Regions from separate parts of the Homo sapiens genome. Here region 1 is linked to region 2. Evidence: read pairs that join two places in POLR2A ChIA-PET (ENCODE). Cell type or tissue: MCF 10A. All regions are shown on one strand. Links, peaks and the distances in the headings refer to the core of each region. The heading gives the core; the rest is flanking DNA.

Region 1 (11,646 bases), core at 2,950-10,949, 180 kb after region 2:
ATAGGTGTTCTGCATTTGAGGTGTAGTGAAATCTTTGCTGTTCACCAGATGTAATGTTTTAGTTCCTTACAAACAGGGTTGGGGGGGGGAAGGGCGTGCAAAAACTAACATTGAAATTTTGAAACAGCAGCAGAGTGAGTGGATTTTATTTTTCGTTATTGTTGGTGGTTTAAAAAATTCCCCCCATGTAATTATTGTGAACACCTTGCTTTGTGGTCACTGTAACATTTGGGGGGTGGGACAGGGAGGAAAAGTAACAATAGTCCACATGTCCCTGGCATCTGTTCAGAGCAGTGTGCAGAATGTAATGCTCTTTTGTAAGAAACGTTTTATGATTTTTAAAATAAATTTAGTGAACCTATTTTTGGTGGTCATTTTTTTTTTAAGACAGTCATTTTAAAATGGTGGCTGAATTTCCCAACCCACCCCCAAACTAAACACTAAGTTTAATTTTCAGCTCCTCTGTTGGACATATAAGTGCATCTCTTGTTGGACATAGGCAAAATAACTTGGCAAACTTAGTTCTGGTGATTTCTTGATGGTTTGGAAGTCTATTGCTGGGAAGAAATTCCATCATACATATTCATGCTTATAATAAGCTGGGGATTTTTTGTTTGTTTTTGCAAATGCTTGCCCCTACTTTTCAACAATTTTCTATGTTAGTTGTGAAGAACTAAGGTGGGGAGCAGTACTACAAGTTGAGTAATGGTATGAGTATATACCAGAATTCTGATTGGCAGCAAGTTTTATTAATCAGAATAACACTTGGTTATGGAAGTGACTAATGCTGAAAAAATTGATTATTTTTATTAGATAATTTCTCACCTATAGACTTAAACTGTCAATTTGCTCTAGTGTCTTATTAGTTAAACTTTGTAAAATATATATATACTTGTTTTTCCATTGTATGCAAATTGAAAGAAAAAGATGTACCATTTCTCTGTTGTATGTTGGATTATGTAGGAAATGTTTGTGTACAATTCAAAAAAAAAAAAGATGAAAAAAGTTCCTGTGGATGTTTTGTGTAGTATCTTGGCATTTGTATTGATAGTTAAAATTCACTTCCAAATAAATAAAACACCCATGATGCTAGATTTGATGTGTGCCCGATTTGAACAAGGGTTGATTGACACCTGTAAAATTTGTTGAAACGTTCCTCTTAAAAGGAAATATAGTAATCTTATGTATTTTTTTGTGTGAAGTGTTTTTCTAGCATTTATAAGTGAAAGCTGGCAGGGGTGGTAGTTGGGCTCATAATTAACGTGGTAATTTAGCAAAATGAGAGCCTAGTCATCCAATTTTTTTTTTCTTATAGTCAGCCAGAGCTTTCCTCATTACCTATGAGAAATTTTGAGTGAGTTACTTGGTTCCTTTCTCTAAAATAGCTTTAGTTTGATGTTTGAGAATATCGGAGATAATGTAAAATAACTGCAGAGTATGGTTCCCGGCTCATATTTCTGAAGTACTACTTATTAACCTCCAGCTGTCCAGAAAGCTTGAAAACTGTTTTTGTTTTGTTTTGTTTTGTTTTTTGAGACAGTGTCTTGCTGTTTTTCCCAGGCTGGAGTGCAGTGGCATAATCTTGGCTCACTGCAACCTCCATCTTCTGGGCACAAGCAATCTTCCTGCCTCAAAACAGATGAACAACTATATAGGAAAGGAGTCATGAATGTAATTATTGAATTTAGGTCAGAGGCTTGTGTATAATAAAAGTAACAGTTGGGCAGTTCTAGAATTCATGTAAGTATTAATAGTATGAACAGAATAATGTCTTTTAAGGGAAGTAGAGTTGAGTGACATTTAGTTTGGGGAGGGACGTAGAGTGATCTTTTGATTAATGAAGAACATGAAGTAAATGTCAAAATATTACTTAAAACTAGTGAATGCTACCTGTGGTATGGTTTCCCCAGTGTGGTTGAGTTGGGGTTGCTCAGGGTGAAATGAGCCCTTACCCCTAAAGAAAAATGACAAGGACACTTTAGTCAAATTGTTAATCCTACTGAAGGAAAGCATCCCTGGAGAGAACACTGGCTTCCAAAGCTTTTATCTGTTACCTGTAAATGAGTTATGTAACACATGGACCATTAGCTGCAAATGTTTTCACTTTTGCATTTTACAATAATTTCAGACCTTAAACACATCATTCTACTGAAGACTTAATGGATTGAAGAATATCTGGTATTGATATCTTTGATATACAGCTTTGGGAGGGAGAGGGGCCTTTTGCATTGCCACTGCTATTGATTGGTAAATGGTATTTAAAATTTGGGTGAGAATTGGGACAGGTTGGGAGAATTTTCACAAAGGGTGGGAGAAGTGAACATAAGCTCTTTAATTAAATGGAATATTGAGACAATTTTGTAAGAAGTTACTGGTGTATAATGCTGACTTAGTTTCAAAAATTTAGCCTAACTTTTTGTAAGTTAATTACCAAAATGCCAACAGACAGAAACCAAGTTGTACTAGTTATCTCAAGAATTTAAAACCTTTCCCTACTATTCAAATTTTGTTTGCCTTTGTTTTATTGTACTGAGACATATAATGTAAAATACTAAATCTGATCTAATAGCAAAGAAAATCAAACCAAACAGCAAAATTTCCTTTTAAAAAACCCTTTCATTAGTTTTAAGGTTTTTTAGTACTCAATTACTACCGTTCCACGTGAATTAGGTAATGAATTGCTTCAGATTGCTGTGATTCGAAGTAAATTTAATTAGCCTCGGTGCAGTGGCTCACACGTGTAACCCCAGCATTTTGGGGGCCAAGGTGGACAGATGGCTTGAGCCCAAGAGTTTGAGACAGCCTGGGCAATATGGTGAAACCCCATCTCTACAAAAAATTAGCCAAGCATGGTGGCGCGTACCTGTAGTCCCAGTTAGGAGGCTTGAGGTGGGAGGATCGCCTGAGCCCGGGAAGTGGAGGCTGCAGTGAACCTTGATGGCACTACTGCACTACAGCCTGGGTGACAGACCCTGTCTCAATCCAGTAAGTTTTTATGTTAAAGAGAACCAAAAAAAGGAGAAGAATTTTTGTTTTTAAAAAGATGGTCTGGCTGTGTCGCCCAGGCTGGAGTGCAGTGGTGCTATCTCGGCTCCTGGCTCAGGCCATCCCCAGAGACCTTCCTATATTTCAGACCGGGGCAAGAGCAGTGGGAGATGATTAATGAGAGAGCAGAAACTCCAGATGGGTTGAAAAGGACGCCAAAAGCACAAAAACAAGGCACTAGCCTCACTTCTAATTTGAAACCCTGCAAAGTGTTCCTATGACCACATGGGATAGAAAGCACAGAAGACCGAGAGATACACAATGTTTGGCACAGAGATGATCTGAGATTACAGACACAAACACCCCACAGAATTTTCCTTTGATTCCCAGATGTCGTAAGAGGGACATCACTTGAGAACCAATGGGACTTGTGATGGGGTCATTATGGTGAAAGATAGGGTTACTGCATAGTAGCAGCTGTAAGATAAAGAGCCCAGCTAGTGGCTGGATACAGATGGCAGAATAGCAAAAGATTTGCAGTACCAGTGAAAGCCAAGGCGAGATAGTCAAGGAGAGACCACTGAATTGAGTGCCAGTTATATTAGCTTTGGCGCACACCTATAATCCCAGCTGCTCAGGAGGCTGAGGCAGGAGAATTGCTTGAATCTGGGAGGCGGAGGTTGCAGTGAGCCGAGATCGTGCCACTGCACTCTAGCCTGGGCAACAAGAGAAAAACTCCGTCTCAAATAAAAAAAGGAAGACCAGTTTTTTCTGCTATCAGTGGGAATGGGAATTTATGAGAAAACTCACAAGGCATATCTAGGAATTTACCCTGGAATTACCAAGAAACAGGAGAGTTAAGACTAATGCAATCAAACCATAAATTCTAGGTGGAGGTGATCTCACTTGGAATGGGCCTTCAGATCATTTATTCATACTTTGTGTCTCAAATTGGTACCAATTCTGTGTATAGTTCAGACTCTGGAACTCGGGATCAGGCTGACACTGCTGAGACTGCATCATGGTTTGACCAATTTTCCCTGCCCTGTGCTCCTTTCCTCATTCTGCTTCAACTGAGAGCACTCTCGAAGTGAATCAATTGCACAAAAATCCCTGGCTTAGGCTCTGCTTCTAGGACTTGATCTAACACAGTTAAGCTGAAGCTAAAGCAGAAATGTACATCACCCACATATCCTGGACTTGATTGTGATGCAGCAAATAATGAGACTGGGTTGTCTCCCTCAGAAGAGGGGGTGAGAAACTTATGAAGAATAACTGCATTATACTAGTATTTCTGAAAGTACATGAGAAAAAAATTCTTGAATGCTGAACAGCTAAAGGGTGAATTATAATGGACATCTTATTAATACCACATCAGTTTCCCCTTTCTAATTGCACACAGTTTTCCTTGAGTTTTTCTCTCTCCATTGTACATAGGCTTGAGGAGAAAGAAATCCTGGTCCTTAACGGGTTATTTTGTCACCCCAGAGGGTGGACATTTGATTTAGGCTTGGCCAACCAGACTCTTTCTCCTGAGATTTTCAATCTTGAGGAGAATGATGCAAGCAAGCTGTAATGCTTATAGGTTTTTTTGGGTTTTTTGTTTGTTTTTTGAGATAGTCTCCCTCTGTCACCCAGGCTGCAGTACAGTGGCATCTCGGCTCACTGCAACCTCCGCCTGCCAGGTTCAAGTGATTTGCCTGCCTCAGCCTCCGGAGTAGCTGGGACTACAGAACTACAGCCACCACACCGAGCTAATTTTTTTTTTTTTTTTTTTTTTTTTTTTGAGACAGAGTCTTGCTCTGTCACCCAGGCTGGAGTGCAGTGCTGTGATCTCTGCTCACTGCAAGCTCCGCCTCCCGGGTTCTCGCCATTCTCCTGCCTCAGCCTCCTGAGTAGCTGGGACTACAGGTGTCCGCCACCACGCCCGGCTAATTTTTTTGTATTTTTAGTAGAGACAGGGTTTCACCATGTAAGCCAGGATGGTCTCCATCTCCTGACCTCGTGATCTGCCCGCTTCGGCTTCCCAAAGTGCTAGGGATTACAGGCGTGAGCCACCGCGCCCCGCCTTTTTTTTTTTTTTTTTTTTTTTTTTTTTTTCAGTAGAGACACGGTTTCACCATGTTGGCCAGGCTGGTCTTTTTTTTTTTTTTTTTTTTTTTTCCTGAGATGGAGTTTCGCTCTTGTTGCCAGGCTGGAGTGCAATGGCGCAATCTTGGTTCACTGCAACCTCTGCCTCTGGGATTCAAGCAATTCTCCTACCTCAGCCTCCCATGTAGCTGGGATTACAGGCAGGCGCCACCACACCCGGCTAATTTTTGTATTTTTAGTACAGACGGGGTTTCACCATGTTGGCCAGGCTGGTCTCAAACTCCTGCCCACCTCGGCCTCCCAAAGTGCTGGGATTACAGGCGTGAGCCACCACACCCAGCACAGACTGGTCTTGAACTCCTAAACTCAGTTAATCTGCCTGCCTTGGCCTCCCAAAGTGCTAGGATTCAGGCATGAGCCACCATGCCCAGCCTATAGTTCATTTTTTAAATAGCACTAATTAGAAGACAACTTTGGGCAGTTTCTGCTCTCAAAACTCTAAAGCTGCCGGTTTTCTGTTTATGAGTCTGGTTACCCAGCCTTCTCTTCCATCGTGTGAGCTTTCTCATAACCTTTCAAAACATTCCTCTCACCGCAAAAATAATAACTGTGAGGTAATGCATTTACTAATTAGCTAGATTTAAACATTCCACAATGCAAGTATACTTCAAAACATCATGTTGTACGTAAGTACATATAATTTTATTTGCCAATTAAATTTTTTTTTTTTTTTTTTGGAGACAGTCTTGCTCTGTCGTCCAGGCTGGAGTGCAGTGGCGCGATACTAGCTCACTGCAACCTCCGTCTCCCAGGTTCAAGTGATTCTCCTGCCTCCGCCTCCTGAGTAGCTGGGACTACAGGCTCGTGCCACCACGCCTGGCTAATTTTTTGTATTTTTAGTAGAGACAGGTTTTCACTGTGTTAGCCAGGATGGTCTCACATCTCCTGACCTCGTGATCCGCCCACCTCGGACTCCCAAAGTGCTGAGATTACAGGCATGAGCTACCGCACCCGGCCTTAAAATTTTTTTTTTTTTAATTTTGCTTAGCCATTCAGTGGCTATTACATGCAGCCCTTCAATTAAAGAGGTTTATCTTATACAGGCAGCATTGCTAATTTAAGGGAGGACAGCAACAAAATAATGGATGACAGCTCTTGCTCCACCTCAGCTGCCACTGCTGCCAACCAGTTTCACTAGACCATAGTTACGCCATGTCTGGGGCTGATCAGTCATTTCCTAGAAAGTGCCAGGCTCTACCTCAAGGTTGAACAGGCAGGACAATGAGTAACATACCTGGGCTCTTTTTTTTTTTTTTTTTTTTTTTTTTTTTGAGATAGGATCTCACTTTGTTGCCCAGGCTGGAGTACAGTGGCAGGATCTCTCCTCACTGCAACCTTTGCCTCCCAGGTTCAAGCCATCCTCCTGCCTCAGCCTCCTGAGTAGCAGGAACTAGAGGCGCGTGCCACCATGCCCAGCTAACTTTTTTAAATTTTTTGTAGAGATGGGGTTTCACCATGTTGCCCAGGCTGGTGTTGAACTGATGGACTCAAGACAATTTGCCAGCCTCGGCCTCCCATAGTGCTGGGATTACAGGTGTTAGCCACCATGCCCAGCCCATACCTAGGGTTTCTGGCTTTTCCTTCACTTTCAGACTTGGATAAAATGCCACACCTCACAGGGATACGACTTCCTGAGTAACCACCAAAGGAGCTGGATGATGCAACCTGGAATTATGGAGGAGTTAACTCCCTGTGGGGCAAACTGTAACCAATGGGAATTTGTTTTCCTTCCTCCCAAAAACTGCCCTGAGGCAGTTTGTCCAGAAAGTTTGTCGAGAGACTTCCCCAAAGACTGTGCCAGCACTCCTACTGAGTGACTAGCTGTGTCTCTCTGAGCTCACCATGAAGCAGTGGCAGGACAATACAGTGTCCCCGTCAATGTCCACACCCAAAGATTGCACCTCATAGATTAAATATCAGCACTTAACCCCTGCCCCAGATTCTGTTTTCAAGGGAATCCAAGTTAAATAATCCTTTGTACCTGTTTATTTTTGTACTGTTTTAAAATAATACTTAGCTCTTCCTCCTAAGTAGGAAATATTAACTTCACTAATTAAAAGCAAAATATGGGCTGGGCACAATGGCTCACGCCTGTAATACCAGCACTTTGGGAGGCCAAGGCGGGCAGATCACGAGTTCAGGAGTTCAAGACCAGTCTGGCCAACATGGTGAAACCCCATCTCTACTAAAAATACAAAAATTAGCTAGGCATGGTGGCACACGTGTGTAATCCCAAGCTACTCAGGAGGCTGAGGCAGGAGAATTGCTTGAACCCAGGAGGTGGAGGTTGCAGTGAGCTGAGATCACGCCACTGCACTGCACTCCAGCCTAGGCGACAGAGTGAGACTCTTTCTCAAAAAAAAAAAAAAAAAAAAGCAAAATATGGTTCAAAAAACTCTAACTGGCTTTGAACTGTAGTAATAATGTTAATGATATATAATGGGAAACAATAGATTTATTCCATTATAATTTAATATTTTAAATCAGAAATTGAAGTAATTAATAGGCATGGTTTTCACAGAAAGATTCCATTCTATCCCTAAGTCATATCCTATAAATAGGAAACATTCCAAACTCAGTAAGGAGAGAGTAGGAAGAGCTTTCAATGACACTAAGAAAACCAGGAAAATATAAATGCCCTGCAAGCCAATGGACAATTTCAAGGAAGTGCTCAATCTTAAATGCTAAATATGGATAAATCAAGAAGAAAAGGAACAGAAAAATTACACTGTAGTGAGCCATATCTCTTTTCTGCTATGGCTTCATGGGGATTCAGTCTGTCATTTTGTGTATATAAAAAGAAATAAAAATAAGAGATGTCTTACCTCCACAAAATCCATTTCACTTCTATGCATAACTCTTTGAGCACATATGGGAAACTATGTCCTCCCACTAGCGATGTCTATTGTCCATCCACTGCTCTAGGCAACTTTTGCAACTTCCTCTGTTGCCCAGGCTGGAGTGCAGTGGCACGAACACAGCTCACTGCAGCCTCGACCTCTTGGGCTCAAGCGATCCTCTTGCCTCAGGCGCCTAAGAAGCTGAGACTATAGGCACATGCCACCACACCTAGATAATTTTTTTTATTGTTTTTTGTACAGACAGGGTCTCACTATGTTGTTGAGGTTGGTCTCAAACCCCTGAGCTCAAATGATCAGCCCGCCTCGGCCTCCCAAAGTGCTGGGATTACAGGCATGAGCCACCACACCTGGCCGACCCTCCATTTCTTTAATGCTATAGCCTATCATAGAAAATAGAAGATATAGCAATAATCATTCCCAAGAGCTTGACATGTAATTTAGCTAATCAAAAATGATGACTCTCTTGATGACTGGAATAATCTAACTTGGATACTGTTCAAGGGGGGGAAAGTTATATGGACACATCATTGATCATGTCTTCCTCCTTTGTTAACCTTTAAAATGCAAGCTTAGAGGTTATTTAGAGGTCATCACTATCTCTTCAAAAGCCTACCCCTGCAAGGCATAGTAGCTCACGCCTGTAATCCCAGCACTTTGTGAGGCCGAGGCAGGCGGATTACTTGAGCCCAGGAGTTCGAAGCCAACCTGGGCAACACAGCAGACCCCATCTCTACAAAAAAATTAAAAATTAGCTGGGTGCAATGGTACATGCCTGTAGTCCCAGCTACTCAGGAGGATCACTTGAGCTGGGGAGGTCAAGGCTGCAGTGAGCTATGACTGCACCACTGCACTCCAGTCTGTGTGACAGAGTAAGACCCTGTTTCAAATAAATAAATAAAGCCTATGCCTACAGGGTACAGCTTCTGCCAAAGATTTATCTATCTCTATCAGGAGATAGAGACCATCCTGGCTAACATCGTGAAACCCCCGTCTCTACTAAAAAAATACAAAATATTAGCCGGGCATGGTGGCGGGAGCCTGTAATCCCAGCTACTCGGGAGGCTGAGGCAGGAGAGAATGGCCTGAACCCGGGAGGCGGAGGTTGCAGTGAGTGGAGATCGCGCCATTGCACTCCAGCCTAGGCGACAGAGCGAGACTCCGTCTCAAAAAAAAAAAAAAAAACCAAAGTCGGGTGTGGTGGCTCATGCCTGTAATCCCAGCACTTTGGGAGGCCGAGGTGGGCAGATCATGAGGTCAGGAGATCGAGACCATCCTGGCTAACCGGGCATGGTGGCGGCTGATAGAACCGGGGCGGGGGGGCGGCGGGGGGCTGAGGCAGGAGAATGGCGTGAACCCGGGAGGCGGAGCTTGCAGTGAGCCGAGATCGGGCCACTGCACTCTAGCCTGGGCGACAGAGCGAGACTCCATCTCAAACAAAACAAAACCAAAAAACAAACTCAGGTTGCCATCAAAAGGACTGCAGCAATTCCAGGCCTTACATTCAAGGTCAATCAGGTCCAGAGGGAGCCTGAATCACTTCTGAAAATTCTCCTGGAAGAGTGAGGAAAAGCTTTTCTGCAAGCATTCTGCAAATCTTGCAACTCACTGAGGTGAACTGGGAAATATGCATAAACCTAATCCAGTTGCTGGCAAGAGGGTGATATTACCAGTCCTGACTACCCTTGAGTCTGAGGATGCTAAACTAAGCTACAAGGGAGTGCAGTTGAGAGATGGATTCCTAAACAGTATCACAGTATCTATTGGGAAGGAAAAAGCAGGAAAACCATGTTCAGTAGGTGAAGAACTCACTTTTTTTTTTTTTTTTTTTGAGACAGTGGGTTGCCCAGATTGGAGTGCGGTGGTGCCATTTCAGCTCACTGCAACCTCCGCCTCCCAGGCTCAAGGGATCCTCCCACCTCAGCCTCTGGGAGTAGCTGGGACTACAGGCTCCAGCCACCTGGCTAATGTTTTCTTTTTCTTTTTTTTTTTTTGTAGAGACAGGGTTTTGTCATGTTGCCCAGGATGGTCTCGAATTCCTGGGCTCAAGTGATCCTTGGCCTGCTAAAGTGCTGGGATTACAGGCCTGAGTCACCACGGCCAGCCCAACTCATTTTTGTATTCTCAGCATCTTGTAGACACACTTAAAAAAACAAAAACAAAAATCCCAGACACACACAGTTTTGATTTATCTCAAAGTTGAGTGAAGGAGGCATGTTTTATTCTTGTGTATACTACTTTTAGTGCTTAAATACCTTGAACATAGGCAGGAATTTGACTTTTTGGGTGGGAGGGGGAACGGGGGGGGGTCTCACTTTTTCTCACAGTCTGGAGTGCAGTGGCACAATCTCACCTCACTGGAATCTCTCTGCCTCCTGGGCTCAGACGATCCTCCCACCTCAGCCTCCCTAGTAGCTGGGACCACTGGCGCATGCCACCACACCCACCTAATTTTTTGTGTTTTGGGTAGAGACAGGGTTTCCCCATGTTGCTCAGGCTGGCCTCGAACTCATGCACTCAACTGATCCACCCACCTTGGCCTCCCAAAAAGCTGGGATTACAGGCGTGAGTCACCACATCTGGCCGGCATTTGACTTTTTTCTATCAATAAACCTCAGTGAGAGAAAAGGGTCTAAGTTATTTACCCTTCTGGATTATTTTGCAGATTGCTAGATTTCCTTGCTAAATCAATTTGTCTCCCAAGACTTAGGTGCTGTGGTAGAAAGGAAAAATCCCAAGCCAACAGACTTACATTTCCTTAACAACTGTATTAATGTACTAGTGACTTTTTCTGGAAAACGTATCATAGTGGAGTCCTTAAAGTTCCTTTTTCTTACCAAAATGAAGAAACTGGAGTGATGAAGATCTGCTTTTCTAGGGTAACAGCTGTCAAATTTAAAAGCTCCATTTGGGGCCAGGTGTGGTGGCTCATGCCTGTAATCCCAGCATTTTGGGAGGCCAAGACAGGCGGATCACCTGAGGTCAGGAGTTCGAGATCAGCCTGGCCAACATGGTGAAAACCTGTCCCTACTAAAAATACAAAACTTAGCCGGGCGTGGTGGCGGGCACCTATAATCCCAGCTACTCGGGAGGCTAAGCCAGGAGAATTGCTTGAACCCAGGAGGCGGAGGTTGCAGTGAGCCGAGACTGTGCCACTGCATTCCAGCCTGGATGACAGAGTGAGACTCCGTCTCAAAAAAAAAGCTCCATTTGGGAGGCCGAGGAGGGTGGATTACCTGAGGTCAGGAGTTTGAGACCAGCCTGGCCCACATAGGGAAACCCCATCTCTACTAAAAATACAAAAATTAGTCAGGTGTGGTGGCTGACACCTATAATCCCAGCTACTTGGGAAGCTGAGGCAGGGAGAATCACTTGAACCGGGGAGGTGGAGGTTGCAGTGAGCTGAGATCATGCCACTGCACTCCAGCCTGGGCGACAGGGTGAGATTCTGTCTCAAACAAACAAATTTAAAAGCTCCGAATCCTCCAAAAATACCAAGATTTTCCTGTCGGTAACTAGAGATGGGTACTGATGATTATTTTTAATAGGTGATTTTCAAAGATGTGAACGTTATCCATGGAGATTTAAGTCTCCAAAAGGAAAAAAAATGCATACCTTTATACTAAAACTTCATCACCAGTCAAATTTGGAT
Region 2 (17,032 bases), core at 5,291-13,290:
CTTCCCCAAGCACGAATTGCAAGGCAATCCCCTAAATCTTACAAAACAATTATAAAAGAATGCTTCTTAAGAAAAACAAAATTTAATGGCCAAGGCCTGACATCTCTCACAGGGAATATGCAATAAAAGCTACTATTGTGGGCAGAGTATCTCTTTCATCCATCTTTTCTTCTTCCTTCCCAGTGCTCAGGCCCTCATCACCCCACACGGCTCAGGTCCTAACTAGTCCTTTTGTTGCCAGTCCTAGGTCCCTGATTTGGTTGTCGCAGTCTTTTGCTCAAAAGCTTTAACAGGAAGTTACTACATTTGGGAAAAAAAACTCAGTGGACCTAAAAATAGATGTTCAAAAGCATGTGGGGAATCCAAAGAGCCTGCCCTATTTCTAGTAGCCAGCCTGTCCGTTTTTCATTCAACACCCATCTCAATACCACTAATAATCCAGTTTTATTTATCTGGGTGTGTCTGGCTTCAGTCCAACACTCAGCACACAGGAGGCACCTAGCATACATTTATTCAAGGAATAGAACTGACCGCCAGTTCCTCTGATGATGGTGAGCCCCCTCGTATGATCCCCATCCCATGTTTTCCAAATAGAAGGAACTTAATCTCTATTGGTCAGATTTGTCTGCCCTTGTATCCATTATTCATTCAATAGCAACAAATGTTTATTGAGCAAATCCTTGGTGTCAGGTATTGGAGATAGAGCAGTGAACAAAATAGACATAGCTCCTGTGTTCACAGAAGTTACACTGTAGTCAGAGGTGATGGGGCAATTAATCAAATAATTGCTTAATTGGCTTTTAAATTATGCTTTTGGATACAGATAAGCACTATGATGAAAATAAAAGTGGGTTCTGTGATACAGCCTAAGCAGCAAGGACAATCATAGCTGGTCAGGGCAGGTTTTTCTGAGGAAGTGACATTTGAACTAAGGCCTGAATGATGAGACCTAGGAAACACTCATCCATGTAGCTTCTCTATAGTTGCAACTTTTTTAATTGAGGCAAAATGTATATTGAGGAAAATGCACGTATCTTAAATTGATAATTGAATGCGTTTTGCTAAATGTACACACCTGTGCAATCCACCATCAAGATAAAAAAAAATTTGCATTACCCCAGAAAGTTATCTTTTTTCCAGTTTTATTGAGGCTTGCTTAACAAATAAAAATTATATATATTCAAGGAGTACAGTGTGCTGTTTTGATTACCCCAGAAAGTTCCTGCATCTGCTTCCCAGTCATTCCCTGCCCCACTCTCAGGGCACCCACTGTTGTGACTTTTATCATCGTAGCTTAGTGTTGCCTCTACGTTAACTTTATAAAGTGGAATCATGCAGGATGTGCCCTTTGTTCCTAGCTTCCTCCTTCAGTATAATGTGCTTGAGACCTATCCATGTTGTTATATATATCAGTAATTTGCTCTTTTTGTTGCTGAGCCATATTCCATTATAAAACTAAACCACAATTTGTTAATTCATTCTCTTATTGACAGTTATGCAGGTTGTCTTCAGATTTTGGCAATTATTCATAAAGCTGCCATAAATATTCTTTGTTTTTCTTTTGAGACAGAGTTTCGCTCTTGTTGCCCAGGCTGCAGTGCAATGGTGTAGTCTCAGCACACTGCAACCTCTGTTCCCAGGTTCAAGCAATTCTCCTACCTCAGCCTCCCATGTAGCTGGGATTACAGGTGCCCACTACCACGCTAGGCTAATTTTTGTATTTTTAGCAGAGACGAGGTTTCACCATGTTGGTCATTCTGGTCTCAAACTCCTGACGTCAGGTGATCCACCTGCCTCAGCCTCCCAAAGTGCTGGGATTACAGGCGTGAGCACCCAGCCTTTCCTGCCATAAATTTCTTATACAAATTTCTTATATAGTCTTGCTATAGATGTATTATTTTATTTCTCTTGGGTAAATATCTAGGAGTAGAGTTGCTGGCTCATAGGTAGGTGTATGTATAACTTTTTTAAACAGGCAGACAAAAGGCTTTCCAAAGTCATTAATAACACACCCTGTTCCCACCTGCAAATTATGAGAATTCCAGTTGCTCCACATATTTGCCAACGTTTGTGTTGTCTGACTAATTTTAGCTACTTTTAAAATGTGGTCACTCACTGTGATTTTTAATTTGCATTTCCTGATGACTGATAACGTTGAACACCTTTCATATGCTTAGTGGCCATTCTTATTAGTTTGTTTACAGAGTGTCTGTTCATGTCTTTTGCCTATTTTTTTTATTACATGGTTTTTATTTTGTTACGGATTTGTAGAAATTTTTAATATATGTGGATAAATGTCCTTTCTCAGATATGTCTCCACCCCCACATCCACCATATGTGGCTTGCCTTTCATTTTCTTAATGGTACTTTTGATAAGCAGAATTTGTAAAATTTTCACGATGTCCAATACATCAATTTTTTTTATGTTTGGTGATTTCTGTGTCTTCTCCAAGAAATGTTTACCTACCCAAGTTTGAGAAGACTTTATTTTTATTTCATGAAAACTTCATAGTTGTAGTTTTTCCACTTAGTCTCTGATCCATCTTGAACTAATTTTTGTGTGTGGTATGAGATAGGGATTAATATTCATATTTTCATATATTTATCCTGTTGTTCCAACATCATTTGTGAGAAGATTATTCTTTCTCTACTGAATTACCTTGGCACCTTTGTAAAGCTCAATTAGCCACATACGCATGGGTCTATTTCTAAACTCTATTCTGTTACATTGATTCATATGTGTATTCTTACACCAATATCACACTTAATTACAAAGTTAGAGAATACTTTGAAATCTGGTAATGTGAGACTTCTAACTTTTTTTTTTTTTGAGACAGGGTCTCATTTTTTCACCCACGCTGGACTGCAGTGGTGCAATCTTGCCTCATTGAAGCCTCGAACACCTGGGCTCAAGCAATCTTCCCACCTCAGCCTCCTGAGTAGCTGGGACTAAAGGCATATGCCACCACACCTGGCTAATTTTTTTTTTTAATTTTCTGTAGAGATAGGGTCTCACTATTTTGCCCAGGCTGGTCTCAAACTCCTGGGCTCAAGCTGTCTGCCCACCTCAGCCTCCCAAAGTGTTGGGATTACAGGCATGAGCCACTGCACTTGGACAAGTCCTCTAACTTATTTTTTCTTTTACAAGATTGTTTTGGATATTCTAAGTTGTTGAATTCTTACATAAATTTTAGAGCATCACTTCCGCTGTACTGTATTGGTCAAAGCATTCATAGAGCAGCCCAGATTCAAGGGGGCAGAGAGGAAACGAATCTGTCTCCTAATGGAGGGATGGCATGAATACACAGAGAGGGAAGGAATTGATGGTAACTACTTTTCAGACATTCTGCCATCTAGCCACAATAATTTGCATCCCTGCCAAAAGTCAAATACACTAACCCCCTTCAAAGATCTCCAAAATCTCATCTCATTATAGCATCAACTCAAAGTCCATGACCTCATCGCCTGAGCCCCAATGAAGGCAGAACTGCTCAGGTGCAACTCCTTGAGTACAGTTTTGCTCATTAGAACTATGATCTACATGACAAGTTATCTGCTTCCCAAACTCCCAACTTACAATGTTGCTGCAAGGAAAGATAACCACAACAGACACCAATGTTCAGAAAGGAGGGAAATAGGCCCACAGCAGTCACTGGTCCATAGAAAGTAGCCATATGAAATTAACTCTCTGTGCCCTCCTGCCATTTCCCACACACACAGGCCCCAAATGCTTGTGGCCAACCTAGAGCAGAGCTTTACAATGAGTGTGCCACAGTGGGAGCCACGACCGTGTCACAGGGTGCTGCTGGCCACCTCCAACTTGGGGCACCTAGTCTAGTGTTTCTCAAAGGGCAGCCCCAGGGAAGTGGGCCCTGGTGGGGGAAGTACAATGAATGACACAGAGACACGCAGACTTCTTGTCCCATTGTAATAGGATGTGAGAAACCAAAGAGATGCCCTCTCACCTGGCTCAGCAGCCCCTTACAGCACACCTCTGTCCCCAGGGGCAGGGGCTGCTGCAGCCGCTGGGGAATAGGCGGCAGGTCTGGGAAGGCTAAGCTGAGGCTACTGGCACACCCGTCAGGTATGGCCCCAGGCTTTGTCTTCACATTGCCTATACTTCTACCCATTTTTGGCTCCCGTGCCCTCTTCTTCATGGTGCCTGAGCACTAACAGAGCTTCATCATTATCTTGAAAAACTTGCTATGAAAAATTTCTATCAGACTTGAAATCCATTCACACTACCACAAGAAATTCCAGTAACATATTTGTCAATGAAAGCAAAGAATGAGCTGTTAGATTCCTTAAATAAAATTTTAATTGTAAATTTTAGAATGGTTTAAACATTAAACCATTAGATTTAAATAAATTAAACATTTTAAATCCCTGGCTTGTGCAAAGTATAAATAGTGACTACTGACACCTTGAAAAGATTGCCATAAAAAAAAATCTTCATCAGGATTTCCTCACAGATATTTTAAGATTATAAATTAATATTACAGCTATGTTCTTATTCAGCAATAAAAATGAATGAGGTACAGATACATGCTACAACATGGATGAACCTTGACAACATTACACTAAGAAGCCAGACACAAGAGACCATGTATTGTATTATTCCGTTTATGTAAAATGTCCAGAATAGGCAAATCTGAAGAAACAGAAAGGAGACTAGTAGTTGCCCAGGGCTGGGGGATGGAGGGAATGTGAGTGATTGCCAATAGATACAATTTTTCTTTCCGGGGTGATAAAGTGTTCTAAAATTGACTGTGGTGATGGACACATAACTGTGAATATACTAAAAACCATTAAATTCAGGAGACTGAGGCAGGAGAATCGCTTGAACCTGGGTAGCAGAATTTGCAGTGAGCCGAGATCACGCTACTGCACTCCAGCCTGGGCCGCAGAGTAAGACTCTATCTCAAAAGCAAACAAACAAACAAAAATCATTAAATTGTATACTTTAAATGAGTGAGTTGTATGGTGGGGGTATTCGTTTTCTGTGGCTACTGCAACAATTTACCACAAACGTGATTGCTTAAAACAACAAAAATTTATTCTCTCACAGTTCTGGAGGCCAGAAGCCCCACGGCAGCATCAAGGTGCTGGCAGGGCCCCTCCCGCCTCTTCCACCTTCTGGTGTCTGCTGTCAATTCCAGGCTTATAGCTGTGTCATTCCAATCAGACAGCATCTTCCAATCTCTCAGCTCCGTCTTCACAAAGCCTTCAGTGTGTATCAAATCTCCCTCTTGAAGGACACAGGTGACTGCACTTAGGGCTTACTCTTGTAATACAGGATAATATTCCCATCTCAAGATTCTTAACTTTATTATGCTGTAAAAACCCTATTTCCATATAAGGTAATAGTCACAGGTTCCAGGGATTGGAATCTGATATCTTAGGGAGTGGAGGGATCATTTTTCAGCCTGCAAGAGTATGTGAATTACATCTCAATAAAGCTATTTTTAAAAACAGGCACAGTATAATATATAAATTAGTATACATTTAAAAAGTTATATTCATGTTATAGATTCAAGAAGATTTGAAAGACATACCAATCGATCGAAAACTTTGTTTTGATCTTGAATTGACCCAAACGGATCAACAGTAAAAGACATTTTATTGAGGCAAATGAAAAAAATTGAACATGAACTGGATGCCAGATAATACTGAGAAATTATTTTTAATTTATTGGAACTGAGAATGGTATTTTGGTTATTTTTAAAGTCCTATCTGTTAGAGATTTGCATTTTAGTGTTTTCAGATGAAATGAAGTGATTCCTGGGATGTGCTTTTAAATATTCTAGGAAAAAAAAAAAAGGAGGATGAGGTAGATGAAATCTGAAAGGCAAATGTGGATAGCCGTTTAATCTGGGTCCTGGCTATGCGCAAGAGGCGAGCTGGTCATTATGCCATTCTCTTTATTTGTATCTGTTTGAAATTTTTCCATAATAAAAGTTACATTCGTGGAAACAAGCTCAATTTTCTCATTTAAAATTTTGAGCAGATTTTATTTGGAAGTTTAAAACACATACAATTTCTTCTAATACTTCATACATATTTTCTTATAATTCTATAACATTAAAAACTGCATTTAATTTTTAAATAAACCTCACAGAGACGCTCTGAAATCCCCTCCAGTTTTACCCCAAATGCTCTTGAAATCAGGTCATTTTCTGTGTGCCCTGACGGAAAAGGTTGGAAAGGCTCGCCCTAGAGAAGCTGATTTTTTGCGAAGGGCGGATAAATACAGGTTTTCAAAATCTTCCGTTTCCGAAAATGCGCAGGGCGCTCGCTCTCTTCCTCTTCAGCATCTTTTAAAGCGCTTTCAGAAAACAAAACGCTTGCGATTGAAGCAGCGCCCGCAGCTGCAGCGCGGGTTTCAAATGCCCCACTATTTTGAAAGAAGACCCGCACACACGCTCTTTGTGTTCTTTTTTGTTTGTTTGTTTCCCAAAGGAAAAGCTAAATCCACCCCAGTGTTTTCATACATTGAAAATGAAAGGCTTGGGGGCTGCCATCGAGCCGACGGAAGAAGACATTTGGCAGAGAAGGCCCCTTCGGGGCTTTCGTTTCCCCCAAACCCCAGTCAATTCGCACCGTGCCTGCCGGGACGCGGCCATCATCGGGGACTTGAGCGAGGACGCGAAGCCGTGCCCGTCCTGGCGGGGCCGCTTTGCCTGGGGAGCCAGGTGTAGGGTGCAGAGTGCTGGGGGCGGACCGGCGTGGAGGGCGTGGAGACGGCAGGTGTCTGCGGCTCCTTTGCAGCCATAAAATCGACCGGGGCTGCAGCCGGCTGGGGCGCACCCCCTCTCCAGACCCCCGGATGCACCCCGCAACCATGCTGCCCATCATTCCTCCCCTGGTGCTTAAGTATTTGCTTACCTCTGAATTTGGTTGTTGGTTGGCTGTTTGACTCACAAAGTAAAAAAGTTTCAAAGAGAACCAGAAAGGTATCCCTGGAAATTCCGTCTCTCAAGGTCCCAAGCCTAGCTTTCCCATGGAGGAAACCAGCGCTACCAGGCTCTTTGTCACCCTTCTAGATATTTCTATGCCTATACACATGTGTATACACATGTATTCAAGTAATCACACACATTCTGCCCCCACTTCCAAATGCTTGCACCACACACACGCTGAATGTTCTTAACATCTTGTGTGTCTTACCTTGTATTTTTACCCTCAAGTTTGTATTGTGGAGATTATACCCTCTCAATATAGAAAGGGATGGCTTGCATTGGGTTTTGATTATTCAATGCTTTTTTAAGGCTATGTATTTCCCAGTATGGATGTATCATAATTTATGTAAGCAATTCCATATTGATGTGTATTTGAGTTGTTTCCAGAGTCGTGCTATTCCAAGCAAAGCTGCCATAGATTTTGCAAACCCTCCAAGCTTTTATGCAAGACTACTCTAGTTTCCTTTAAAAGAAAGACATACACACCATGCTTACATAAAAAGAGAAGGCAACAAAAATCCCCTTTCCAACACACTTAGAATCTGACATTCTTTTAACAGAAGTAGCTGCTCCCCCGACAGAATCAAAACAACGCGGTAAGGATTCGGGCTGTAGAGCTGGCTCCCGTCTCATAATTCCTACTCCCATCTCAACAGATGGCTTTGTAGACAAACCACTGAGGCTCCAGGGTATAAGGATTTCTACCAAGGATATGTTTTCCTTTACCCTCTGACCCTGAGCCAGTTCATAGAAAACCCAGCTTTATTGTTTTTGCAGCCTTTCTTCCCTCAACAAACATCAAGGCTCTGCCTCCATTCCAAGCTGGCATTTCTCCCAGAAAATTGCTCCAGTGTACCTCACGCCTGCCTGGCAATGAATGCAAGTCAAGAAATTGCAAGCAAAGACCTTTAGACAATAGAAACGAAACCAAAGTGCCAGGGGACAAAAGAACGGGAAAGAGACCACTCATAAGGGAAGTGAAAGTGTTAGGCCTTGCATTATCATGTCGTTTGTCCAAATCACCTTTTGCCAACATTCGACCAAATCAAAAGGGGCCACAAGTTTCTCTCAACAACAGCCAAAAGAAATTCATCCAATAATCAAATTCCTCCAGCAGCAAGAAAGAATATCTCATGGTCACACACACACAATGTTTAATTCATTTGGGCAGATTTGGGAGAAAATGAGCTTAAATTAATAAAAAGTCAGGATGATGGACTACTTAAGGAATACAAAATGCAATCCTGTGAGCACTGAACTAGGGCAAGTGCACCATCCACAGAGCTGACCTTAAGAAAATATGCTTTATATGAAAACTGACGTGTCTGAAGTCTTTAAAAATAGTTTATCCTATAGAGCAGATTGAACATTTCCATATGAGGTTCTTCTTAATTTGAGTCACCAGACATCTTTCCTGCCCATTTTATATTAATTAATTCATGTTCCAAATCTGAAAATGCATATGGTTCTATTTTAATGCTTCGATACAGCAAAAACACAAATACTTCAAACACCCTAAAGACAGCCTTTTACTAGTTTGGAGGCTGTTTCTGCATGAAAAGTTAGCACAGTCATGCATCGCTTAATGAAAGGCATGCATTCTAAGAAATGCATTGTTACGGAATTTTGTCATGTGCCAACATCATAGAGTGCACTTTTCCAAACCTAATTTTATAGCCAACTACACACGTAGGCTAGATGGTACAGCCTATTTCTCCTAGGCTACAAATCTGTACAGCATGGGACTGTACTGCATACTGGAGGCAACTGTAACACAATGGTAAGTATTTGTGTATCTAAACATAGAAAAGGTACAGTAAACACATGGTGTTATAATCTTATGGGACTATATTATAATCTTATGGGAACATCATATATGTAGTCTATCAGTGACTAAAATGTTGTTATGTGGTGCATGACAGTATTGCAATTATGTGTCTTACTAAGGGGGTAGTCAAGGCTCAGAGACTGACCCAGCTGCTTTCCTAAAGGCTACTCAGGACAAGGGCTTTGTTATTAGACAGTGCTATTAGACTGGATGTACTTTCCCCAGATTGCTCAAGCTTTCATCCATAGTAAGTGATTATACACTGGGCTCCTTTGAGTTTAGGTACATGGAATGATGTCATGTCCTTGGCACAAGATAGCGCTGTCCTCCTGCAAGAGTTCACACCAGCTTGCAGTGGGGTAAAGTGGGGGCAGCAGAGGGAAGGAACTCAAGGACCTCAGAGACCTTTGGGCCCACACTTTTCAGAAGCCTTCTGAAATGGCAGAGCAAGTCAGGACCTGCCAAGGTATGATTCAGAATTGCAGCACCCCAAAGCTAGCAAGAAACTTGTAGGTCACTAACTCACCCCAGCCCATCCCCCGAAGCCCAGTAAGGGCTATACAGTTGGGTAAAGGCAGGACCTGGGCTAAAACTCAGGTATGTTCTTTTTTAAAGAGATAGATCTGGCTATGCTGGCAGGCTGGAGTGCAATGGCTATTCTCATGTACACTCAGGGCTCACTGCAGCCTCAAATTCCTAAGCTCAAGCAATCCTCCCAACTGAGCCTCCCGAGTAGCTGAGACTACAGGCACGCACCACCACACCTGGCTAAACTCAAGTATCTTGACTGCCAGATTGGCAGCCTGTCTCTTACAGCAGTGCTTCTCCAACTTTAACATGTGTATGAATCACCTGGGGAGCTTATTAAATGTAATTCTGATTCAGATCGAGGGTAGGGTACGAAATTTTGCATTTTGAATAAGCTTCCTGTGATGCCAGTGTTGCTAGTGGAGGACTAATTCTCTGAGAAGCACATTATTACATCTCCATTCTTAACATTTCTCAATCACAGAAAAATCCAGAAAACAGTCCCTCCTGCACTGCCTGGGATCTGAAGAAAGACAGTCATTTTCTTAATCTCTTTTTATTATTATTATTATCAAATTGACTTCAAACAATTAAGTCCCAGCCTTCTCCACTGGAGAGGTCCCTGAATTTCTGCCTAGCCACTTAGTGGGAAGGGAAAGAAAACTGTAAGACTAATATTCCCATCCTTTCTATCAGGTGAGTTTCCATCTAAAGCAGCAGCTCTCCAAGTGTCATCCACAGACCAACAGCTTCACCCAGACTCTTGGTAGAAATGCAAATTTTAAAACTCTAGGAGTGAGTCCCAGAAAGATGTGTTTTAACAAACCTCTCCAGGTGATACAGATACAGTCTCAAGTCCAAGAATCAGTGAGGTAAGACTCATAGCCAAGAGCAGCCAATCAGTGCTTGCAGCTCTGTATCAAGGAAGGGGATTGTATCCAAAAAGTGCTCGCAAAACAATCATCCTCCAGCTCCAGGACATGGACCACTTTGGAGCAAAGAATTGTATATAATCATAACCCAAACCAATGAGTCTGCATGATTATGTGGCCCACCCATGGTGTCTCTCTTCATTGAACTCAAAGATTCCCGAAGCATCAAAAAAGACACTCAAATTTGCTCCCTCAAGGGTTCCTGTCCTTCAGGAAGTACAACCGTAGTGTCCTTGGAACCACGTGTGTGGTCATAGCCCTCTCTGCCTCACACCCCTGGGTGGAGTGCTTTATATACCTGGCTCTCTCCACCAGATAAGATGACAGCTTCTTGCCATGTTCATCTGTGTGTGTGTGTACACGTGTACCCGTGTGTATGTGCCCGTGTGCCCGTGTGTGTAAACTCCTCAACTATATGTTCTTGGAACAGACACCATCTCAAGCTCCATCCTGTCAAACAGGCTGGGACACCAGCAGGTGAAGCTGATGCAGCCGACCTGTGTTCTGCCATGGTAATATTATGGAAATCCTGTAAATATAATCCCACACCTTCTACCGTCTATGCACCTCCCTCATTTTTTAAAATGAGAAACAATAAGAAAACCTCGTGAAAATGTTTGCTGTAACTTTTAAGCTTAATAAGCCCAGCCCTAATAGAACATTCGCTTCTTTGTCTGGCATATAAAGTTGTGATTCATCTGTACGCAATTCCACCTTGTTTGTTATACTGTTGCCATGACAACATTTTTCAAGTACCAAGTAAATTGTGGAAGAGCACATACAAACAGCACACTCCTATAGGTAAATACTTCATTACTATCTGCACACACATTTCATTCACTGCATCCGCTCTCTCCTATCTCAATAAACGCAGCTCTATTTACATCCAGTTTTTGAATTCTTTCCTCCCAAGGATATGTGAAAGCTTTGCTCCACCTGAAAAAGTCTAAATCAAAGACGATTTGGGTTTGAATATTTTAAAATATTTTTCTTTTTCCACAGTTATTCTGGAGGGGCTATCGACACAACAGAAGTTTTAAATATCAAACCAAGAAGTTAATATCCAAAGTTCTCTCCAACCCAAAGAGCAGACATTTCTGCCTTCCATCTCCATGCAAACCGCACAACACCCAGACACCAGTGGTGGACTTTGAGAGTTGACATCCTAGTAGTTTACATGCTTGTTGGGCATTTGTGTACTTATAGCCATACGAGCTCTAAGCCCCAAGTGGCCAGGATGTCTGTATCATATCTTGAGATGTGCTTAGATACAGATCTGTATCTCATCTTCACCTCTCCCATATCAACCAATGCAATGGTTCCATGGATAGATGCATTGGAATCATTTGGGAGCTTTCAAAAGTAGATTCCTGGGTGCCATACCTGGGAACTACGTTCTGAGTAGGTCTATAAAATGGCCATAAAAATTGTCCTTACTCAGAGGACTGTTGTGAGAATTATATGAGATCAAAAATGCACATAAGGCTGGGCGCCGTGGCTCACGCCTATAATCCCAGCACTTTGGGAGGCCGAGGCGGGCAGATCAAGAGGTCAAGAGATCAAGACCATCCTGGCAAACATGGTTAAACCCCATTTCTACTAAAAATACAAAAAAATTAGTTGGGTGTGGTGGTGCGTGCCTATAGTCCCAGCTACTCGGGAGGCTGAGGCAGGAGAATCGCTTGAACCCGGGAGGCAGAGGTTGCAGTGAGCCAAGATCGCACTACTGCAATCCAGCCTGGTGACAGAGCGAGACTGTGTCTCAAAAAAAAAAAAAAGGACATAAAGCCTGTAGCCCTAGGCTTGGCATTATAGGCAATTAATAACTGACAACTGTATTTATTGACAGTAAAACATTAATGTTAATAATGAAGGACTACATGGGTAGGATCATAATGAAATCTGATGAAGGACCCCTGTTTGATAGTAAAGTGCTTGTAGGAATGTATTAGTCAGTGTTCTCTAGAGGGACAGAACTAATAGGATAGATGTATATATGAAGGGGAGTTTATTAAGGAGTATTGACTCACACGATCACAAGGTGAAGTCCCACAATAGGCCATCTGCAAGCTGAGGAGCAAGGAAAGCCAGTATGAGTCCCAAAACTGAAGAACTTGGAGTTCGATGTTCGAGGGCAGGAAGCATCCAGCACGGGAGAAAGATGGAGGCCAGAAGACTAAACCAGTCTGCTCTTTCCACATTTTTTTGCCTGCTTTTATTCTGGCCACACTGGCAGCTGATTAGATGGTGCCCACCCAGACTGAGGGTAGGTCTGCCTCTCCCAATCCACTGACTCAAACGTTAATCTCCTTTGGCAACACCCTCATAGACACACCCAGGAACAATACTTCGCATCCTTCAATCCAATCAAGTTGACACTCAATATTAACCACCAGAAGGAATGCATACCCCAAGCCAGGACACTTGCGAGAGTGGAAGAGAGTGAGTGCTGTTAACAATTATACCAGGACCACAAGCATAAACCAAAAGGTCCTTGGCAAAAGGGATGTGTGATGTTCCTACCACAAATCCTTCTTTACAGTTAACACACCTGGTTAGGTTTCCATGGATAGGGCTGGCTGTTTGATTAGGTTAACAGCTGATCGTATCATCTCTTTGGATATGGTGATACAAATATAACATCCTGGCATGGGCTTTTATACTCTGCAAAAATGTATAGACTGGCACTAACATAAGGTGTTCAGACAAAGCTGAGTTTATTGCTTACCAAGGTAAAGGAGAACACCAGCTCTATATTACTTTGTGTTTAGGATATGGGATGTCAAGTTTAGAATTTACTGAAAATTGGAAATTTAAAGTTTGGTTTAAGGTGGGTCTTTCAACTGGGGAGATAAAGAGGGCATGATTAGGATTGGGTAAGGATGACACAATAGTCCAGGATTGGTGGAAACAGCAAGGTGAGGAGTTTTAAAGCAAGTGGTTCAAAGAATCTTTAGTCCATTGAAGAGTGTATGGGCCTTTTGGGAAATTTCAGTAATGGACAAGGAACTCTGCCTGGGTAAGAGTCTCTCGGAGTTTTAAAATTATGATAATGAAGATACTGGACTAGCAAAGTCATGTTAAGGTAGACAGTAAGTTATATGGGGAATAGTTTGAGTCCTCAGTGTCCAAACTGTGCGTAGGGGGCCAGGGGTGGATGGTTTTTGTACTCAACCTTTCTAGAGGCCAACTGGGCAACAAGTGTAAGGGGTCTTAAAAACATTCCCACTTTTTTACATTGTAATTCTATTCCCAAGAATCTAAGGAAATAATCTGAAGCATGTACAAAAATTTACGTAATGAAGATGTTCACTATGGAGTACAATTATTTATTAATAATAGCCCCAAATTGGAAATAACCCAAATGACTGATAGCAGGTAAATTGTGGCACATACATGTGGTAGAATTTTTGAAGCCATTAAAAGTTTACTAAAATAGGCCAGACACGGTGGCTCACACTTGTAATCCCAGCATTTTGGGAGGCCGAGGCAGGTGGATCGCTTGAGGTCAGGAATTAGAGACCAGCCTAACCAACATGGTGAAACCCCATCTCTACTAAAAATACAAAAAAAATTAGCTGAGCGTGTTGGTGCATGCCTGTAATCCTAGCTACTTGGGAGGCTGAGGCAGAATTGCTTGAACCCAGGAAGCAGAGGTTGCAGTGAGCCAAAATCGTGCCATTGCACTCCAGCCTGGGTGACAGAGTGAGACTCTGTCTCAAAATATATATACTAAATATATTAAAATATCATATACTAAAATATATAAAAACAATGGAACATGCCTGTACTATATTTGTTAAGAACAAAAGCAGATTATAGACTCAAATAAACAAACAAAAAAAAACCCTGCTAGAAGAATATATACCAAACTTACTAAATATAGTACATCAAAATGATACTTCTGGGTAGTTTATTGACAGTTTCAATGTCCTTCTTTTCACTTTTCAGTGTTTTATATATAATTTAACTGAGAATGTATTACTTTTATAATCAGAATTTGTATGTAAGCAATAACATTATGATAGAAAAACAAAATACAAGCACAAAATTTTTAAAAAACAAATAAAAACTATCTGTAATTTTACACCAAGACGTAATTGTACTGAACCTTGTGGTGTACATTCCTCTAGATATGTTTCTATGTGTTTGAGAAAGTGGGACTTTGCTATTATGAGTTAGTACGGAGGGGAAAAAAAAGCACTTTGCCCCCAAGATAAACAAATAAAAATACAGAATCACTCTATCTAGCAGCAGTCCCCAAAACAAAGGAAACCTCATCCCTCTCCTGTGTGCTGACTTCTCTAACAGTGATAATTTTTTTTTTTTTTTGAGACTGATCTCGCTCTATTGCTCAGGCTGGAGTACAGTGGCAGATCTTGGCTCACTGCAACCTTCACCTCCTGGATTCAAGGAATTCTTGTGCCTCAGCCTCCCGAGTAGCTGGGATTACAGGTGCCCACCACCACACCCGGCTAATTTTTGTATTTTTAATAGAGATGGGATTTCACCATGTTGACCAGGTGATCTTGAACTCCTGACCTCAAGTGATCCACCTGCCTTGGCTTCCCAAAGTGCTGGGATTACAGGCGTAAGCCACTGCGCCCGGCCATAAACAGTGATAACTTTATCCCTGCCTTTTTTGTTGCTGACATCTACAAATATATGATGTTCCTCACAGATGTGATAGTTGTGTGAGAAAACTATTTTTCTACCATGACTACACTATCTGCAACCTTGGTAATCTTGTGGGGAATTTTCTTTAAATGCAACATTCTATCTTTTATTCAGCAGGCAAATTCTTCTAAAGTCTAAACTCCTTTGCAAAAAATTTTCAAATAAAAGTTACCTTTCTTTATGCTTTTTTTTCCCTAGTTTTCCTTTCATGTATACCTAATAAATATATGTATTTAGAAAAAAAAGACATATGTGACCTTTTTTTCAATTAAAAATATATCCTGGCTATCTTTTATGTCTATAAATATAAATTTGCCTTTTTAATGACCGAATGGCATTCCAATATTTGGATATTGGACATTATATGTAACCAGGACACTACTGTTGAATTATGTTGTTTTAATTTACAAGAAAAAAAACAAACAACCCAATCAAAAAGTGGGTGAAGGATGTGAACAGACATTTCGCAAAAGAAGACATTTATGCAGCCAAAAGACACATGAAAAAATGCTCATCATTACTGGCCATCAGAGAAACGCAAATCAAAACCACAGTGAGATACCAACTCACACCAATTAGAATGGCGATCATTAAAAAGTCAGGAAACAACAGGTGCTGGAGAGCATGTGGAGAAATAGGAACACTTTTACACTGTTGGTGGGACTGTAAACTAGTTCAACCATTGTGGAAGTCAGTGTGGCGATTCCTCAGGGATCCAGAACTAGAAATACCATTTGACCCAGCCATCCCATTACTGGGTATATACCCAAAGTATTATAAATCATGCTGCTATAAAGACACATGTACACGTATGTTTACTGCAGCACTATTCACAATAGCAAAGACTTGGAACCAACCCAAATGTCCAACAATGATAGACTGGATTAAGAAAATGTGGCACATATACACCATGGAATACTATGCAGCCATAAAACATGATGAGTTCATGTCCTTTGTAGGGACATGGATGAAGCTGGAAACCATCATTCTCAGCATACTATCGCAAGGACAAAAAACCAAACACCTCATATTCTCACTCATAGGTGGGAATTGAACAATGAGAACACATGGACACAGGAAGGGGAACATCACACACCGGGGCCTGTTGTGGGGTGGGGGAAGGGGGGAGAGATGGCATTAGGAAATATGCCTAATGTTAAATGACGAGTTAATGGGTGCAGCACACCAACATGGCACATGTATACATATGTAACAAACCTGCACGTTGTGCACATGTACCCTAAAACTTAAAGTATAATAAAAAAAAAAAAGAATTATGTTGTTTTGTTTTGTTGGCATTATAATAAAAGCCAGAATAAACAGACATCCATACATTTTTGTGTCTTCATCTAGGATAAATTCCTTGAATCAGACGTCTAACTGTAAGGATGTATGTATTTTAAGGTTTTCAATATATACTGCAAAATTATCCTCCAGAAAGGTACACTTACAATTCTCCCAGCAATGCATCAACATTTACCCAGTGACCTTCTCAACATTAGGTATTAGTGCATGTTTTGGTATTCATCAATAAGATAAGCTTAAATGGCATTTTATTTACATATGTACTTATTAGAAATATGAACTATTTCTTCATCTCTTTCCATTTGTATTTTTTATTTTGTGAATTGTTTATAACTTCTCCTGCTTTTACATTGAGATATTCGTCTTATTCTCATGTATTTATAAATGTCCTTTATATGTTAAAGATATTATTTGTCATATATTGTTATCCAGTTTTTTGAAATTTCTTTTTTCAAAATTTTATTTATAATGCTTTGGGTGTGCATTGTAATTAAAAAGAAGTTTTAAATCCAGCTATTGTTTCCTTTATGGCTTTCTGCCATTGGTGTTATATTTGGAAAAGTTTTTTTAATACCTCTAAGTTACAGGAGTTTTCACTTATGACTCTGTGAGTTTTAATATTTAATTTGCAAACTTGTAATTCTTTTTTTTTTTTTTTTTGACACAGAGTCTTGCTGTGCAGCCCAGGTTGGAGTGTGATGGCATAATCTTGTCTCACTGCAAACTCCGCCTCCCGGGTTCAAGCGATTCTCCTGCCTCAGCCTCCCAAGGAGCTGGGACTACCCGTTTTTGTATTTTTTGTA

Evidence for each region. ChIA-PET counts read pairs that join two places held together with the same protein. Peaks named below come from ENCODE experiments on the same cell type or tissue, not always from the same donor. Only the 100,000 strongest peaks of a DNase experiment are listed, where the experiment ranks them.
Region 1: POLR2A ChIA-PET joins it to region 2 with 24 read pairs; 3 of 35 experiments call an interaction of 5 or more read pairs at or near these places.

Annotation. Positions count from the first base shown.
Region 1 is chr9:83,957,624-83,969,269 of GRCh38, reverse strand. It overlaps HNRNPK (heterogeneous nuclear ribonucleoprotein K), which reads left to right. Exons shown (of 17, transcript NM_031263.4): 17 at 1-1,187. Among named protein-coding and RNA genes, the nearest start is that of MIR7-1, 6.4 kb to the left of the region's middle. RefSeq lists an enhancer at 5,952-6,582. In MCF 10A, for the core only: no CTCF peak of the experiment used is centred there; DNase peaks (open chromatin) are centred at 6,289, 6,849 and 10,029.
Region 2 is chr9:84,130,275-84,147,306 of GRCh38, reverse strand. No RefSeq gene overlaps it. Among named protein-coding and RNA genes, the nearest start is that of SLC28A3-AS1, 140 kb to the left of the region's middle. In MCF 10A, for the core only: no CTCF peak of the experiment used is centred there; DNase peaks (open chromatin) are centred at 7,796, 9,176 and 10,956.